2 separate regions of the Mus musculus genome follow, and region 2 is linked to region 1. The links are chromatin loops, found by intact Hi-C in ENCODE. Cell type or tissue: heart. All regions are shown on one strand.

Region 1 (8,000 bases):
GAATCATACCCGTGCCAGAAGCTGAGGAAACTATATATTCACCCAGGCTGAAGATAGAGATCACACAGAGAAAGGACTCAGCTGGAGGAAATGAGTGTTCACACAGAGAAACGTGAAACTGAAGCATCTCCTAAGAAAGGCAGCAAGAGGTCGGGACAGGAAGGCCCGCCTTCCTTAGCATCTCTAAGAACCTGCTCCACTGGCTGCAAACCACTGCTGAAACTCAGTTTTGAAGGATCGTTACTTGGTAGCTCTAGTTTAATCATAAAAGATAACTTGGAGAAAAACATTGAAATACAACACAGGAATCAGGCGAGTTGTTACAAGTTTAGAGCATGCTGCTAGAGATGGCTTACTGGAGATGCCTGCAGCCATGATTGACAACCTGAGTTCCCCAGAAGCCATAGGTAAAGGAGGATACTGACTCTCCAACCTTGTCCTCTGACCTCCAGATACATTCTTACACACTCACACTAAATAAATAAGGTTTAAAGCACCCCATAGGTGGCTTCAATATGGCATTCTGATGCATACAAAAGGGTGAGGCTATTTTAAAGCAAAGGACCTCTTGCCAGACATGTTGGCATTTATCTTTAATCCCTACATTCAGGAAGCAGAGGGAGGGGGGGCTTCCTGAGGTCCAGGACAGCCAGACCTACCCAGAAAGACCCAGTCTCTCTCACTCAGAAAGATTTGAGGCAGTCACACGTGATACTGAGGCACAAATGGCAAACCTAGCATCCCGCTCTGCCCCCAACTGATACTCACCATGCTTGAATCGATGACCTGCCCTCGGCCAGAGCGTGTGCGTTCAAAGAGAGCCAGCACAATGCCCAGTGTGCACATGAGGCCTCCACCGCCAAAGTCAGCCAGGAGATTCAGCGGTGGGTAGGGGTTCTCACCGCTTCTGCCAATCTTTGACAGAACGCCTGCACCATGGACAACAAATTGAACGCCCCTTTTAAGTGAACACAAGAATACCTTAGCAGGACAGCCGATTTTTATAGTCACTGCCCTAAGTGAAAACGGTGCACAATGCTCTTCAAACTATGAATCCACTGAGTCCACTTACAAAGCGTCCTCTTACATAAAAGCAAGCAAGCAAACAAACAAACAAAAAGATTTTAAAAAACCATCCCAACCGACATTTTCAATATTTTATTAAAGTCTTCACTAACTAAGTTTTAAAGAAGACATATTACTACCCATTTTTTCCTGGCTCTAAAACAGTATAATTCATTTTGAATTTTATTAAAAAGAGATATAAGAATATAATCATACCCAAAAAGGAACAGGAATTAAGTTTTGAAAATATGTGGAAAGCCCATTTTATACTTTGGACAGTCAGGAAGGTTTATATTCAACCTTTCAATATCTTCTTACAGAGAGTAGATTTGCTTTCATCAGTAACATGCAGTTCTTATACATAATAGAGCCAGGCTATTTGAAAACCCGTCCTCACGGATGCAGATTCTAACGAAGTGATAGCGAGACCTGAAAACCATGGGCTTTGAGCCGGGTTCACAGATGTCTGGAATGATGGCTCCAAGTGATTCGTGGTGAAGGAATGTCAGAATCAAACTGAATCAACTTTCCCACTAAGTAGAGTGACCAGCCATCATATTACCTTGCCTCTCACTCCTAGTCGGGGCTTCCTTAAAACTGACTTCCCAATTGTAGGAAACCAGTGCTACTACTGATTATTAGCCCTCAAATGGGTTAGGGTGGGGACAGAGCTTAAGGACAGCAGTTCTAGCAAATCAACCCGTTTTAACAACCACGTTCTCTCTGCCAGATGCATTAACATCTTCACATTTTTAAATTCGTGTTAATCAAGGCTGGGGCTAGAAAGAGAGCTCAGTGGTTGAGAATATGTACTGTTCTTCCAGAGGACCCAAGTTCGATTCCCAGCACCCACCTAGAAGGGTTTGCAACCTACCATGGTCCTGCTCCAGGTGATCCAGGACCCTCTCACCAGCATACATACTCACATGCATATAACCACATACACACATAATGAAAAATAATTAAATGTTTAAAAAACCCTTGTTAAGCAATGTAACTGTACTTCCTGATTTTGGAGCCAGTTCAAATTATTTTAGAAAAGCCTTTCAAACCTACCTGATAAAGCCAAATAGTTGATGTCATGGCCAGCTACTTTGGAGAAAATTCCCGATTGGCCAAATCCGCTCAGCCTGGCATAGATGAGCTTTGGATTGTCCTGCAGTAGAGTCTCTGGCCCAAGCTGGAGTTTCTCCATGACACCTTTAGAGGAAAGCAATCAATTGTTTTGTGGTTGTTGTTTTTGTTTGCTCCTGGGACAAGGACTGAGGTGCATATATCACATATCAAAATAGACCTGGCTCCAGGTCCTCCTCGCAGCACCCCTCAGTTCCTTCCTGGCATATGCTCCAGCCCCCAACCCTGAACTTTCCATCCCAGACCTGGGCTGCTCTTCCCCAAGAGGCTCTTCTCTATACAATCCAGACATTTTAAGCTCCCCATTCCTCCTCTTCCTCTTCCTCCCCCCCCCCCTATGACCTTTCTTTCTCTCTCCTTCCCTATCCTTCCTTTCCCCATGGACACTTCCCTGGTCCTTAGGGCCAGTGAACTGCTAGAGAGGAGCTTCCCAATAAACCTGCCTTTAATATAATCTAATCTGGCTTGAACTGGCTCGTTTCACACGCAGAAAAATAACCCTAACCTATCAGTTTTGTTTTTAAAGAGAGCACGAATCAAAGATGGGAATAATTCCTTTTACGGGGCAAACCAAAAACACACTCTTGCAAGTGATACTAACAGTGTTTGTTGTGATTTTGGTGAAAGTTGTCAGAATTAAGAGTCAACTGAAGAAACTAATCACACTGACCCACCCTCATCTTCAATTGGAGCATTTTTACATTGTGACATAATCTTAAATGTTACAGTACTGTCCTCAGATATGCTTGTGAGAACTAAAAGAGTTAAATATAAATATGCCTAGACACCCACTCCCGTCCCACTTATTGTCAAATTTACTGTCGTCCTGGTATCTACCAGGCAATATTAGTAAGGGGCTGGTTGGAATGGATTCTCTGAGCTAATACAGAAGGAATGCCTTCAGATTTGGTTCAGGGTTTGTGACAGTTGCAAATACCAATGTACAGTCGGATGGAGGTGCATGCCACCAAGCATGCAAGTGCTCAAAACTGATACTGTTAACAAATTGGTCGTTTGTCTACAGAGCACTAAAACAATGTTTTCATATGGCCCAAAGTAAATGAGGTGATCTTGAAGCTGGAACTTGGAAATACCAGCAATTAGAGAAAGGTTAACCATGGTCTGTGAATGGCTTTAGAGCATGGGTATATCACATATCAAAGGGTCAATGACTCTATTCCTATGTGAAGCTTTTCAGTCTATCTCTTGCACTAGATTCTCGTACGGTTCAATACCTCCAAATAATAAAGGCAAATCTGGGGGGGGGGGAATCAAGCAAATTAAAAGTCTTAAGAAGGAGTCAGAGAAGCTGGGAGAAATCGGGCAGGAGGGAATGTCATCTCGCAGCACCGCAGGGCTCACCGCAGCGGAAGGGCTCCAGCAACACGTCCGCGCGTGCGCACATGCGCCGCAACACCGTGACTCCCTGAGAGCGCTTCAGGTCCAGCGCTAGCGAGCGCTTGCCTCGGGCCAGAAAATTCTCGCCCGTGGAGCCCAGCCGGTTCACGCGCACCACCTCGGCGCCGAAGTCCGCCAGGACCATTCCGCAGAACGGCCCCGGGGCCAGGCCTGCCAGCTCCACAACCCTGACGCCACGCAGCACCATGGCCAGCCTTAGGGTGAGAGCGGAGCGGCTCGGCGCCCGAGCCACAGTTTATCTGCCCCGCCCCCTGCACCCCGCCTCGCCCCGCCCCGTCCGGGAAGGCTGCGCGCTTGCGCACTTCCTGCCCACCCTAGCATTGGATCAGTTGGTTTAGCTGCTCAACTTTGGTTTAGGTCATGAGTTGTGTCCTTGACCCCATGTTGTGCGAGTCCTCTTCGGACACTTTCATCGAGCCACCTGAATCGCTACCCTCACCCCCCAGTAAGTGATTAAAGGCACTCAACTCCTTAGATCAATGTAAGAAGGCAACCACTGGGTGTCTCCCTCGCCGCCCTGAAAACTAGTTGTCATCCTGCAACTGTTTGAAACCTCTCCTAGATGCCCATAGGGCCAGGGGTGTAGACCAGTTGCTAAATCCGTGCGCGGAGTCCAGCACCGCTTAAAACGCCGGTGTTGTGCACGCGGATAATCCCAGCATTTAGAAGAGTCTGGGATATCAGAATTATTCATCTCAGGTTAAATGGGAGAGTTTTAGAAGTCAGTTTGGTTTGTCAGCTGTCAGTTTTACGGACAGTTACAATTTTGAGTTAGAAACTTTTTTCAGCCTTTAAAATGCAACAAAATAATCACAAATATTCCATCCTCATTTACAGGTCCTTTTTCCCTTAGTAATGGGGGGAGCTTGCAGGTAGCCAGATGCAGCTCTAGGAAACTGAATAGAGCCAGACTTGAATGCTAGAAATCTCCCATACCCATTCTTAACAAGTGAGGAAGATAATAAAAGCAAAGGCGAAATGCTACATAGTTGTAGCCAAAACACTTTTAACCAGCTACTGAGTTTTAAGATATTTCAGGGAAAGGGGTCTGTGCTCTCTCAGAATGAGCAGCCTCGTGGTAAAGGCAGACAACTTCCACATGGTCCCTAATGCTCTCTGCTTGTCTGATGCTGTCTCAAGTGCCTACCCTTGCTCCAGCCTTGTTCTGTCCTATTATTTCCTTTGCATTTTGATAAACTGGAATGGAAAAATCTCATGGAAAGGTATGGCTGACTTCCACATGGAGACATTAACATTTTATCAGGGTTGCTGCCTTTCTATTTTTCTGAAAAAAAAAAAACAAACAAAAACAAAAAAACAGTGGTACAGATGTGGCTTGAATGACTTAAGCTTACATACAGGATCATGTACACATGAATCACAAGTCTTAGCCAGCATAATGTTTTACAAATCCTCCCAGAGTAGTGAGTTATCCAGAAGCCCCCCGCAAAGCAGACTGTGTGATAGGAGATCTCAACACTGCAGATCTTTTCTCTGGCCAAAATTCTCTTCTAAAAGCTAATCAGGGGAACAATCATATGAATTATGCATAGGCAATTGTGTCCAGATATTTTTAAAATGAGGGATATTCATGGTGCATTATTTGTAATAAAGCCTGGAATTTTTGGCATGTGGCACACAACTGTTATCCCAGCCCTTGGAGGGTGGAAGAAGAGCCATCAGGAATCCCAGGTCATCCTTGGCTATACAGCAATTTCAAAGCTAGCCTGGGCTACATGAGACCCTGTTCCAAATCAATAGCAACAACAACAATGACAACAACAATAACAAAATATATAGACGCAAACAAAAAACCTCCTAAAGCAAAAAGATTAAATAAGTAAGAAGCTTTAAATTTTTAAATTTTATTTTGTAATTGGTACGAGTTTTTTGCCTGCATGTGTGTCTGTGCAGTGTAGGCATGCCTGGTGCCTGCAGAGGCCAGAAGAGGGTGTTGTATCTGAGGGCAAGATGGCTGTAAGGTGACACGTGAACGCTGGGCAGCAAAAGTCAGTCCTCTGGGAAACAGCCAGTGTTCTTAACCGCAGAACCGCTTCTCCAGCCCCCAAATTATGTTACTATCTGTGTCAACTTATAGCAGGTAGCATAATGGTGTTTTGGTGGCAAATTTAATCCTTTTTCTTTATAGATTCTGGGATGGGGAAAGCTAGGCAAAAACCATCTAGCACCTTCTATAACACTGTGGCATATTAAAGTTGATTTGTGAACATTAGTCAAGTATGATAATAGAGAAAATAATATCATTTTTATTGAAAACATTTAAGACATGTTGTTATGGATCTCATAAATGGAATACACTTTACTTTGCATCCATTTGTCTGCCTGTATTTAATTAAGTTTACAGACCATTCAATATAACACGGTGTATATAAAAATTTGGGTATAATTCCCAAATTAAAAAAAATGTGATAACTTCTGTACTATATCAGCCTCATCTTACCTCAGCTTGTTGTACAGAGTCAAGAGAGCTCTACCACAGCCCCAGGAATGCAATGGCAAAGAGAAGATGTGGCAAGCCAGATGGGAGAAAAGTTTATATCTGCAAGTCTAAGCCAGTAGAACTCAATATTATCTACATGGGGTTGTTTGTTTGTTTTAAAAGAGGAGCCAATTATTTGTGAGCATTGTAAATAATTGCCCTATCTGAAGGTTACCTGAAATGACTAAATGTATTTTATTAATGAGTATAAGAATAAAACCCACTAAACCAAATGCTATTTCCCAGTTTAGACTTCAGAAGTGTTTTTCCTATGTAGAGTCTAGTAAGTGGGCTTATTTTTGCCCCATCATAATCAGGCTAGTCTCTGAAATATTATGAACAATGAGCTGAAAACTTGGTTGACTCGAAAGCCAATATTACATTTAAACAGAGCACCAAAACTCTATGCAAATGCATCCTTTGAGGTGAGTGCTTTTTTTCCAGCCTGTATCAGGTGGCAATCCCTTTAGACATGTAGAGAAGAGTGATGAAAATGCTGAGTATTTCCCAAGGTCATCTGGAAAGATTACCTTGTGGTCTATTCTTAGCCCCTGAAGCATCCAACATTATTGGTATGCCATTAGAATGAGTAGCAGTGAGCCCCTGAAGCATCCAACATTATTGGTATGCCATTAGAATGAGTAGCAGTGAGCCCCTGAAGCATCCAACATTATTGGTATGCCATTAGAATGAGTAGCAGTGTGACCAATGCAACACTTAAATGCTCCATAAAGAACCCCCGACTTCAACATCCTTCATATCCTAACAACCCTAGCTCAGCTATAAATTGCCCCCAAAGTGGAGATATCCTGTCTTCCTTGTCACTTAGTTTCAAAGAGCAGAAAGCCTGCGAAGGTGGAGAAGCGCTGGTGGTCCCCGTGGAGGGCACCGTTGCCCATTCTTAGCCAGACTTCATCTCCTTTGGCCAACTTCAGCACTGCATGGTTGCTGGATGTATCTGATTTTCCCTTTGTTTCATAGCTGGGAAGAAAAAGAGGAACACACTAGTTAATCTTTGCAGTGTAAACCCGGGTCTTCAGTATATTCTGTCCATATCTTCACCTATGCTTTAGTTGAGGCTATGTGTTACTTAAATGACATGAAAGTGGAAATAGCATGAAACACTTCTAGAACTGTCTATTAAAACCTACCTCCTTCTTTCCTTTCCCTTGCCTCTAGATGATCAACAGCAATTACTATGATGGCCTTGAAAGCCATTCCTAAACATCTGGGTTCTTAAAGATGTAGCAGAGAGCTCTCTTACCCCTGCTCAGACTAGGAACATATATACAGGATTATCTTACCAAGCCTCTCTGGACTGTTAGATGAGGAAGAAGGAAAGCTCTACTATATTATCCTTGACCCTTTACATAGAGTCTTCATTATAATGATTTATTTCCTTCTTGTTAGTCTGGAATCTGATATTCAACAAAGAGACTGTCAACAGCTAAAGTGAAAATATATTACACTTGCTAACAGCCAGACTGGAGGCAATGTGGAATTAAACATTGTGAGCTAGGAAGAGAAAGACTGGTGTGTGGTAGCTTGGATGAGAATGGCCTCCACAGGTTCATATATTTGAATGCCTACTCCCAGTTGATTGACTGCTTCAGAGATACGGCCTTGTTGGAGATGTGTAATGGAGGGATGGCTTTGAGGTTTCTAAAGCCCATATCAGTCTCATTCTCTCTCCTCCTGCAAACTTGTGGACAGGATGATGTTGGCTCTCAACCACTCCTTCAGTGCCATGCTTGTCTGCCTGCTGCCACGCTCCCCACCATGATCTTCATGGACTTAGCCTTTGAAATGGTATGGAAGGCCTCCAACTAAATGCTTTGTTGTATAAGTTGTCCTGGTCATGGTGTCTCTTCACAGAAATAGA
Region 2 (8,000 bases), 61 kb after region 1:
CCAGCATTCTTTACAATTTGGGAGATGTGTTGGCAAAATCATGGGTAAGATCTCTTAAGTAGGGTTACTATTTCTGTGATGAAACACATTGGCCAAAAGCAAGTTGGGGAGGAAAGAGTTTATTGGGCTTACATTTATTTCTGTGTTGTAGTCCCTGATTGAATGAAGTCAGAACAGGAACTCCAACAGGGTAGAAACCTAGAGGCATGACTTGATGCAGAGTCCATAGAAGGTGCTGCTGAATGGCTTGCTCCCCATGGCTTGCTCAGCCTGCTTTCTTATAGAACCCAGGACCACCAACCCAGGAGTGGCATCACCCATTGTGGGCTGGGCCCTTCCTTACCAATCACTAATTAAGAAAAATCCCAATCTTGTGGAGCATTTTCTTAAGTGAGATTCAAGGCACCTGGAAAACTGGCCCAGGAAATACAGTGAATCACTGTTGCTGATGGCAGAGAAGAAACAAACTGTTCAGGGTGGAGTATAGCTCAGTTGGTAGCACACTTGCTCAGTGCACAGCAAGCCTTCGGTTTGATGCCCAGCACTGATTAAACCTGAAATCCTAGCACTTGGGAGGTGAAGGCCAGCTGATCAGCCATTTAAAGTCACTTAAGCCTAGCCTGGGGTGGGGAAGAGAGAGAGAGAGACTTTGCACTGGGTTAAACAACCGCTTGTTTGTTTGTTTCTTTAATGAAAAAGTGCTTCACTGTGTGTACTCAGAACCTAATAAAGGGATAACAAAATCTACAAAGTGCTTGCTAGAGATTCAAGTGTAAATTTTTCAAAAATTAATCCCCAGAATAAGCATCATCATGGCTCTGGCAGCAAACACAAAGGCATAGGACACTGGGTAGATACTCACAGGCTTGGAGGCCACTAAGGATGGCCCTTCCCCCATAAGCAATAGCTTGTAGAACCCAGTGCTGTTTGCTGGTCCCAAGTCTTGGATCTGAGTCATTTCTCTGTCCCTAGATAGAAACAGGATGCTCTGAACTGCTGGAACAGAACCAACAACTGTCTAATTGTGAAATTATGATCTACCTGGAGGATTTCTGAAAATAGCAAGGACACTATCCAAGTTATTCCAAATCACCCTGCTATTGGGAAAAAAAAGCTGTCTGTTCCAGGGCCATTAGAAATAGCACACAGAAATTGCACAAAATGTGGATAGGCAATTGGTCAGTGACAACTGTCTGTTGGCCATGGTACACTCTCACCTCCAAGTAATAAACTTTGTGTGGGTTGTCTCGTTTCTTTCTCTACAGTTCTCTAAGACCAAATATATGAGGGGAATCCAGAGCGAGATTCCAGTGGCAGAAGGATGCTCTGCAGTTGGTCAGCGGACAGATCAGAGTCCCAGATAGGCATGGAGTCATTCCTTTGTCTTCCACTGCTCACCCCCGAGTCTTCACAGATGGTGACTTGAACAACCAAAAGTCCTCTTTCAGTGAGGTCTGTCAGAGGGAGGCCTTGGAGAGTCTCTTTTCACATTTCATTCTTTACATTTGGAGACTTCCTTTAACACCTCCTCATACAGAATTCCATATGCATAAGAAAATGGGTTATAAAACTGTTCAGTCAAACAGCCTGTGGTAGTCTGAATAAGAATGTCTACCCCTATAGGCATATATATATATATATATATATGTGTGTGTGTGTGTGTGTGTGTGTATATATATATATATATATATATATATATATATATATATATGCTTAGTCACCAGGGAATGGCATTATGTGAAAGAACTAAAAGGATTAGGAGTCTCTTATATCTCTCTCTCTCCTCTCTCTCTCTCTCTCTCTCTCTCTCTCTCTCTCTCTCCCTCTCCCTCCCTCCATCCCTCCTCCCTTCTCCCCCCTCCTTCCCTCTCTCTCTCCCCCTCTTCCTCCCTCTTCTCTCTGCCGGCAAATCAGGATGCAGCCCCTTGCTTATGCTCCAGCATCATGCATGTCACCATGCTCCTCACCATGATAATGGACTAAGCCTCTGAAACTGTATGCAAACCCCCAGTCAAATGCTGTCTTTTGTAAGAGTTGCCATGGTCACAGTGTCTCTTCACAGCAAAGGAACAGTGATTAGGACTCAGCTGCTAAGCCATGGCTGGCCCCCAAATGTCTCTGCGTCTGCATTCATGTTATGTAAACTTGGAACCAGCTCCTCAAACTCCTTCTCCTCAGTACCGTTCTCCAGATCTGTAAGGAACCCAGTCTGAAACTGACAGACAGGGCATGCCACTACTCGTCTCTCCTGGGTGACTCTGAATTAACAGAGCCTTAAACACTGGCACCTACGGTGGCCTCCATGGCCAAACCTAAATTGCCTCTAACCATTATTTAGCTTCTATGACAAAAAGCCCATTTGCCTAAGTTTCCTTGTAATGAGTTAGAATAATTATTTAGTGCTGCATGAACAACCTGCTATACAACTTAGTCATTTCTTAATAAACCTTGTTGTTAAATCCTAGAGCTATAAGTCAACAACATTTCTAGACACCTAACCTAGTACATGGTAGCCATAATGATGCCAGAGGCTGATGTAACAACCATCTGTGATAAGTCAAGGCTTGCCCAATCTGTCCAGTCAGTACTTTGGCAGGGGATAACAGAACACCATGATTTCTCAGGGGATAACTGAACACCATGATTTCTCAGGGGATAACTGAACACCATGATTTCTCAGCAAGGGCAAAGACAATAAACATAACCATAGAGGGAGCACATGGAGAGGGGCTTATTACATGGAGCACATTAAGAAGACCACTGGGACACACTCCTAGGCAAGCTCAATTTAAGATGTACAGCGCTGAACCAGCTTGCTGTGGGTCCCTGGATCAAAGACGAAAGGGGCCAACCACATTCCTGGGCACCCTTAGCCCAAACTCATGGAGAACGCTGTGAAGACCGAAACAGAACAAGTGCAGTCATGAGAGTACACAGCTAGGGTATAGAGATGGTAGATAAGTCAGTTCTGGGTATGTACAGCTGTTGCATAAAGAGAGTGGGTCATTCAGTTCTGGGCATGTTCAACCTCTTTTTCCCAAGGGACTTTGGCTGGAATCAAAGAAAGAGACACTGTGAAGGTGACTCGCTGTAGGACTTTTCACTCAAGGGCTCCTGCATTGCTTGTGTGCGTTCTCTGTTGTCCTGAAATGTTGAGCCTTCGCTTCTTCTACTACCGAATTTCTTTCACGTGTGTGAAAGTGTTTGCATATTGAGCTTCCATATCAGACTCACGTGCACCCTATATACAGTAAAATTGTGTTCTCCTCCTAGGCATCTCTTTGGTCTCAGCTATAGTGGTGACATCGGCTCTGCTGCAGCATGTAGCCCGCAGAGATTCTGTCATAAACACAGACATCTCCATCACAGCTCACAAGAGCTGGGAAAATCGATCTGCTCAATAGATGAATTTCCACAGATTCAGATAGGAAGGGGAAATTTTTTACCCAACTGAGAAATAGTTTTGGATTTGAGAGTAGCTTGTGTTGGGCAATAGCACCCTCTGCCGGACCTTAGAAACAACAGGAAGCTTCACCTGTGAAGCTTGAAGCGGGTGTGTCAGGAGCCTTTGACCACCACCTGTGACAGTTCCTTTTGTCAGTCAGAGCTGTCTTCCCAAGGCCGCTTGGAATATACTGGCTCCACTCCTTCCCCCAGCCAGGGTGGCTTACTCTACCTCCTCCCCTTTTCCTCCTTGCCCTTCAGTTCCTCAAAACTGTAGCTCAGACCTTGAGATCAGGAAGGACAATGAAGAAAGTGATCTGTGTCAAGGAACTAATGGATACACACTAGACAATACAGCCTTTCCTCCATCTCAGTATCACTCCGAGAACATTTATTAATGGCATCTTCTTGAGACAGTAACAAAGCACTGGTCGTCTGGCTAGAGGGTCTAGATAAGAAAGGGAGTTAGTGGGAGCTCTGAGAGACAAACAGCCCAGTAGTTTAGGACCCTGGTTATTCTTGCAGAAGACCTGGGCTCAGTTTCCAGCACCCACATCAGGCAGCTCATTACTACCTGTAACTCCCATTACAAGAGATCTGATGTCCTTTTCTGGTCTCTGTGGGTAACTGTAAGATTAAGTACACACACAGACTCCCACATGCACATAAAACTAATGAATAGTTTTTAAAGGAGGAGAATTGGGTGCTATGGAGAGGGTGGAGGAGAGAGACATCTCAGACCAAAGGAGGGAACACTTCTATAAAGTCTTCTCCAGTTAAAAGTAGCAATCATCACTTTACTGTGATAGATCATGAATGTTTTAGGGGTAAAATGTATCTTAAGGGTCAGAGGTTGCCTTTGGTAAAACTTCCATACTGCTGTTCTCGAAGAGTTCGCTGAGTACTTAGAGATATTATTATGACAACGGGTTTGCCTTGAGGAACTGAAAAAAACGCTGCCCTCGAACCTTTATTGAGCAAACACATTCTGCAATTCATGACTTGGCTAAACTTAGGTTAAGTAATGAAATCTTTTCCTTAAATTACATAGCAAAGATTTAAAAGATTGAATACTAGTTTGCACATTTCCCTCTTGATTTGAATTTTCTCCCTGCTGGCATTACTAGATTAGCAATTGACCTCCAACAGAGGGCACCTTGCAGATGTCTCCTTACTGAGAAATGTGGATGTTTAAACAAATGCATAAACCCTTTCCTTGCATAGCACTGCCTGAGACCCCAGGCCACAGCTCATTCTCCGGGTTGGAACACTTCTCTGCTGGCCCCAAGCTTCTTTCCATATGGTTCTCCATGGAAGTGGTTTTCAACTGTTTTGTAACTTTGGGGTTTCTAAATTCTAATAGAAAAAAATCAAAAATGTTTTGAAAAGGAGGAGATAAGATAATGTTAAGAACCTTTAAAACACTAAAACTTCATTTCAGAATGACTAATGTATACTTGAAACTTCCTTTGACCATGTCAAACTTTTTCAGCAAATTTAACCCTGTATAGCTTGAGAGACAGCACTAACCCTAGAACTGAAAAACAAACAAAACCAGAACAAAGTAAAAGAGAAACCAGTTTAGCACCATTCTGCTGTGTTGGGTTGAGTCTGGTTAGTAATCGTCTTCTTCTCCAGCTGTTCTCATTCTCCTAGAGGCTTTCCAAACGGTTTCTGATTGGGCACTGGAGGCTTTGATTATGGCTCTTTAACACTTCAACCTCCCTTCTAGCCCAGCACCCACAAGAGGTAGAGGAAAAGAAAGGTTAATCTGATACCGGAGTCGTAGATCTGTTTAGAAATAGTTCTTTGGGGTGATTCCAAAGATCATTGTCAGCAGTGCAGGCCATTAGCAAAACACCAAACATGAGTCAGTAGCAGTGGCTTGATCCAGAAGAAACTGTGAGGCTCCACCAATTGCCACAAGTCCACAGAAGTGGTGAGGAGCAGCTGGAATGCCACCAGGAGTCCTTTGGTGTGTTTCTCGCTACAAAGTCATGACAACAGAAGATCATCGAGGAAAGCAGTGCAGGAGCACCCATTCACTCTGTGTTGGGTTAGACTTACCCTCTTTCCAAACATCACATATCCTCCCAGGCACATGCTCCAGCAAAACATCACATGTCCTTTCACCAGGCAGCTTCAACATCTCTGTGTTCAGCAAAACCTAAGACAGTTCACAGAGAAACATCACATGACTCAACTGAGCCTCCAACGAAATCAGAAATTCCCACTTTGGGGCATCAGTGATTCCTAGGATGAGGGCTGGATATTATTATTGTCCAGGTTCATAGGTGGTAGTAAAGCAGCTCTGAAGGGTGACCGGGTCTATCCAAACTTCTTAGCTTGAAGGGACTCCAGTGTACAGTTCTTCTCCTTATCCTTCCACTTCACAGATCGGGACCAACAGGAAGAGCAACTTTCAAAAGTACAGTTTGTCAGCCGGGCATGGTACCACATATGTTTTCCAGTTTGTTTTCTATTGCTGTGATAAATAATGTGACCAAAAGCAGCTCTGGGGAGGAGTTTTGGGCTCACATTTATTTCCACATCACCATCCATTATCAAAGGAAGTCAGGACAGGGGTTCAAGCCAGGAACCTGGAGGCAGGAACTGAAGCAAACACCATTGGGGAGCACTGTTTACAGACTTGCCCTTTGTTGTTTACCAAACTTGCTTTCTTATACAACCTGGACCACCTGCCCAGAGATGACAATGCCCACAGTGGGCTTAGTCCTCCCTCATTAATTAGTAATCAAGAAAATCTGCACAAGCATACGGACAGACAGGTCAATTTAAGGGAGTCATCAAGTGGAATTCCCTTTTCTCAAGTATGTCTAGGTTTGTATCAAGTTGACAAAACCTAACCAGCACAGCTGTGATCTCAGCACTCAGAGGTGGTGTGGAAAGGACCATGTGTTCAGGACTGGCCCTGGCAGCAGAGTAAGAAAGCAAAGGCACCATAAACAGAAGGCTGCCTTAGTGCTATCTCCCAAGCTACTCAAATGCCATGCAACAGAACCCATTTGCCCAGCCATACAAAGGGCAGCAGGTGATACTTCAGAAGTTGAGCTTTACTACATCCATGGAGTGCTGTAAGCTTATCAAGAAAAGTCATTCATTCATTCATTCATTCAATCATTTTGTTGTTGTTGGTGGTGGTGGTGTTAGCAGAATATTTTTTTTATTCAGAAAAAAATATGTTTTCTCCAAACACACACAGAAAGGGGTAAGGGGAGGTATCTGTTTGTCCAGCCCCAACTCCCAGCCCTGAAAATCCCATGTGGTTTTTGCAGCAATAAGGAATATGAGGTAATGACCCAAACGAAAATGGCTTTTTGTATATGGGGGGGGTGTGTGTGAAAAGAAGGGGTGCAAAAGCTGAATGGAGCGATGGGAGAGGGGACAGATGGGAGAGGGGACAGATGGGAGAGGGGACAGATGGGAGAGGGGACAGATGGGAGAGGGGACAGATGGGAGAGGGGACAGATGGGAGAGGGGACAGATGGGAGAGGGGACAGATGGGGTCAGTCAGTACAGGGAGGCCATTCCGTAACATGTTTTGTTGATCAAACCACCATGAAAACCTTTTTGCCCATTAGCAGTATCAGTGTCTTGGTAGTCATGGTGAGAGTGACATTGAAGGTAGGTTCTCCTCCATGTTCTTGGTACAAAGATCCTTTTTAAATTTCCCATCCTGCAGCAGTGAATACCACATCACAGAACATTTCTGGGCCCCAGGTGTCAGCCCATTTATGAAAAATCTTGACTGGCCATTGCCTACCAAAACACCAACCTCAACTGGCTTAATGCTAATGAAAGTCTTCCTGGGGACAGCAGCCCAGATCGAAGGTGAGTCCTTGTAGCCAACGATGGCTAAAGGTCTGCCAAGAGACTGTCCATGTAAGTGTTCCACCCAGCCCTGGCATTGCTGCCAGGACCTCATGTTGGCCTTAGGCTGGGCACAGCCTGGACTCCAGCTAGAAGGCAAGCTCAAGAAAGAATTTAAGACATCCTGAAGGTAACAACTTAACACGATAATTCACAGCTGCATAATAAATGCCACCATTTCAGTTATGGTTATAGTCCATAATCTAGCGCAGATGAGTAGGATTCTACCGTACATAAATGAGGTGAAAAGTAAGAGCTAGGCTTTCTGACCTGGAACAATGGAGGAATGTTGCAATTGTATTGTCTCTTAGTCCCACAAGAGCTCAAAAGCTATTAGACAAAGATCAGTAGCACTATGAGGTGTCAAGAAATACAAAGCCCTCGAGTCATCACAATATTAAGCAACTACTCAATCCCATGCCTGTAATTTCCAGGTAAGAATCGTTATGAAATGAATATTAATCCTGAGAGTTCAACCCTTTCTCTCTGGTGTCCTCCAACATCTCAATTTTAGCTATTACACAGAATTCTTAGACAAAGAACAAAGACTTAATCTACTGCATTCCTTTCCTGGTGGCCTCCCCTGGTTCAGCAGATTCCCCTTCATAGCCAACCATCTGTTTTGGAGGACACAGAACTTTTGTCTTGGTATTCTGCCAAGAACA

Evidence for each region. A loop is a pair of places that touch in the nucleus more often than their neighbours do. Peaks named below come from ENCODE experiments on the same cell type or tissue, not always from the same donor. Only the 100,000 strongest peaks of a DNase experiment are listed, where the experiment ranks them.
Region 2: it touches region 1 in a loop (4-fold over the local background); 14 of 42 quality-filtered maps call a loop at or near these places.

The regions. Positions count from the first base shown.
Region 1 is chr15:10,977,615-10,985,614 of GRCm38, reverse strand. C1qtnf3 (C1q and tumor necrosis factor related protein 3) reads right to left here. Exons shown (of 6, transcript NM_030888.4): 6 at 5,453-7,099. The coding sequence ends at 6,940. It overlaps Amacr (alpha-methylacyl-CoA racemase), which reads right to left and starts at 3,859. Exons shown (of 5, transcript NM_008537.4): 1 at 3,562-3,859; 2 at 2,122-2,265; 3 at 769-929. The coding sequence starts at 3,805. It overlaps Gm34315 (a long non-coding RNA gene), which reads left to right and starts at 3,982. Exons shown (of 3, transcript XR_383838.4): 1 at 3,982-4,063. It overlaps Gm52174 (a long non-coding RNA gene), which reads left to right and starts at 7,096. Exons shown (of 2, transcript XR_003951471.1): 1 at 7,096-7,927. In heart, a CTCF peak has its summit at 4,095; a DNase peak (open chromatin) is centred at 3,874; H3K4me3 peaks cover 1,674 bases; H3K27ac peaks cover 1,561 bases.
Region 2 is chr15:10,916,806-10,924,805 of GRCm38, reverse strand. It overlaps the pseudogene Gm29742. Among named protein-coding and RNA genes, the nearest start is that of C1qtnf3, 32 kb to the left of the region's middle. In heart, a CTCF peak has its summit at 3,506 (motif pointing left); no DNase peak of the experiment used is centred here; H3K27me3 peaks cover 1,416 bases.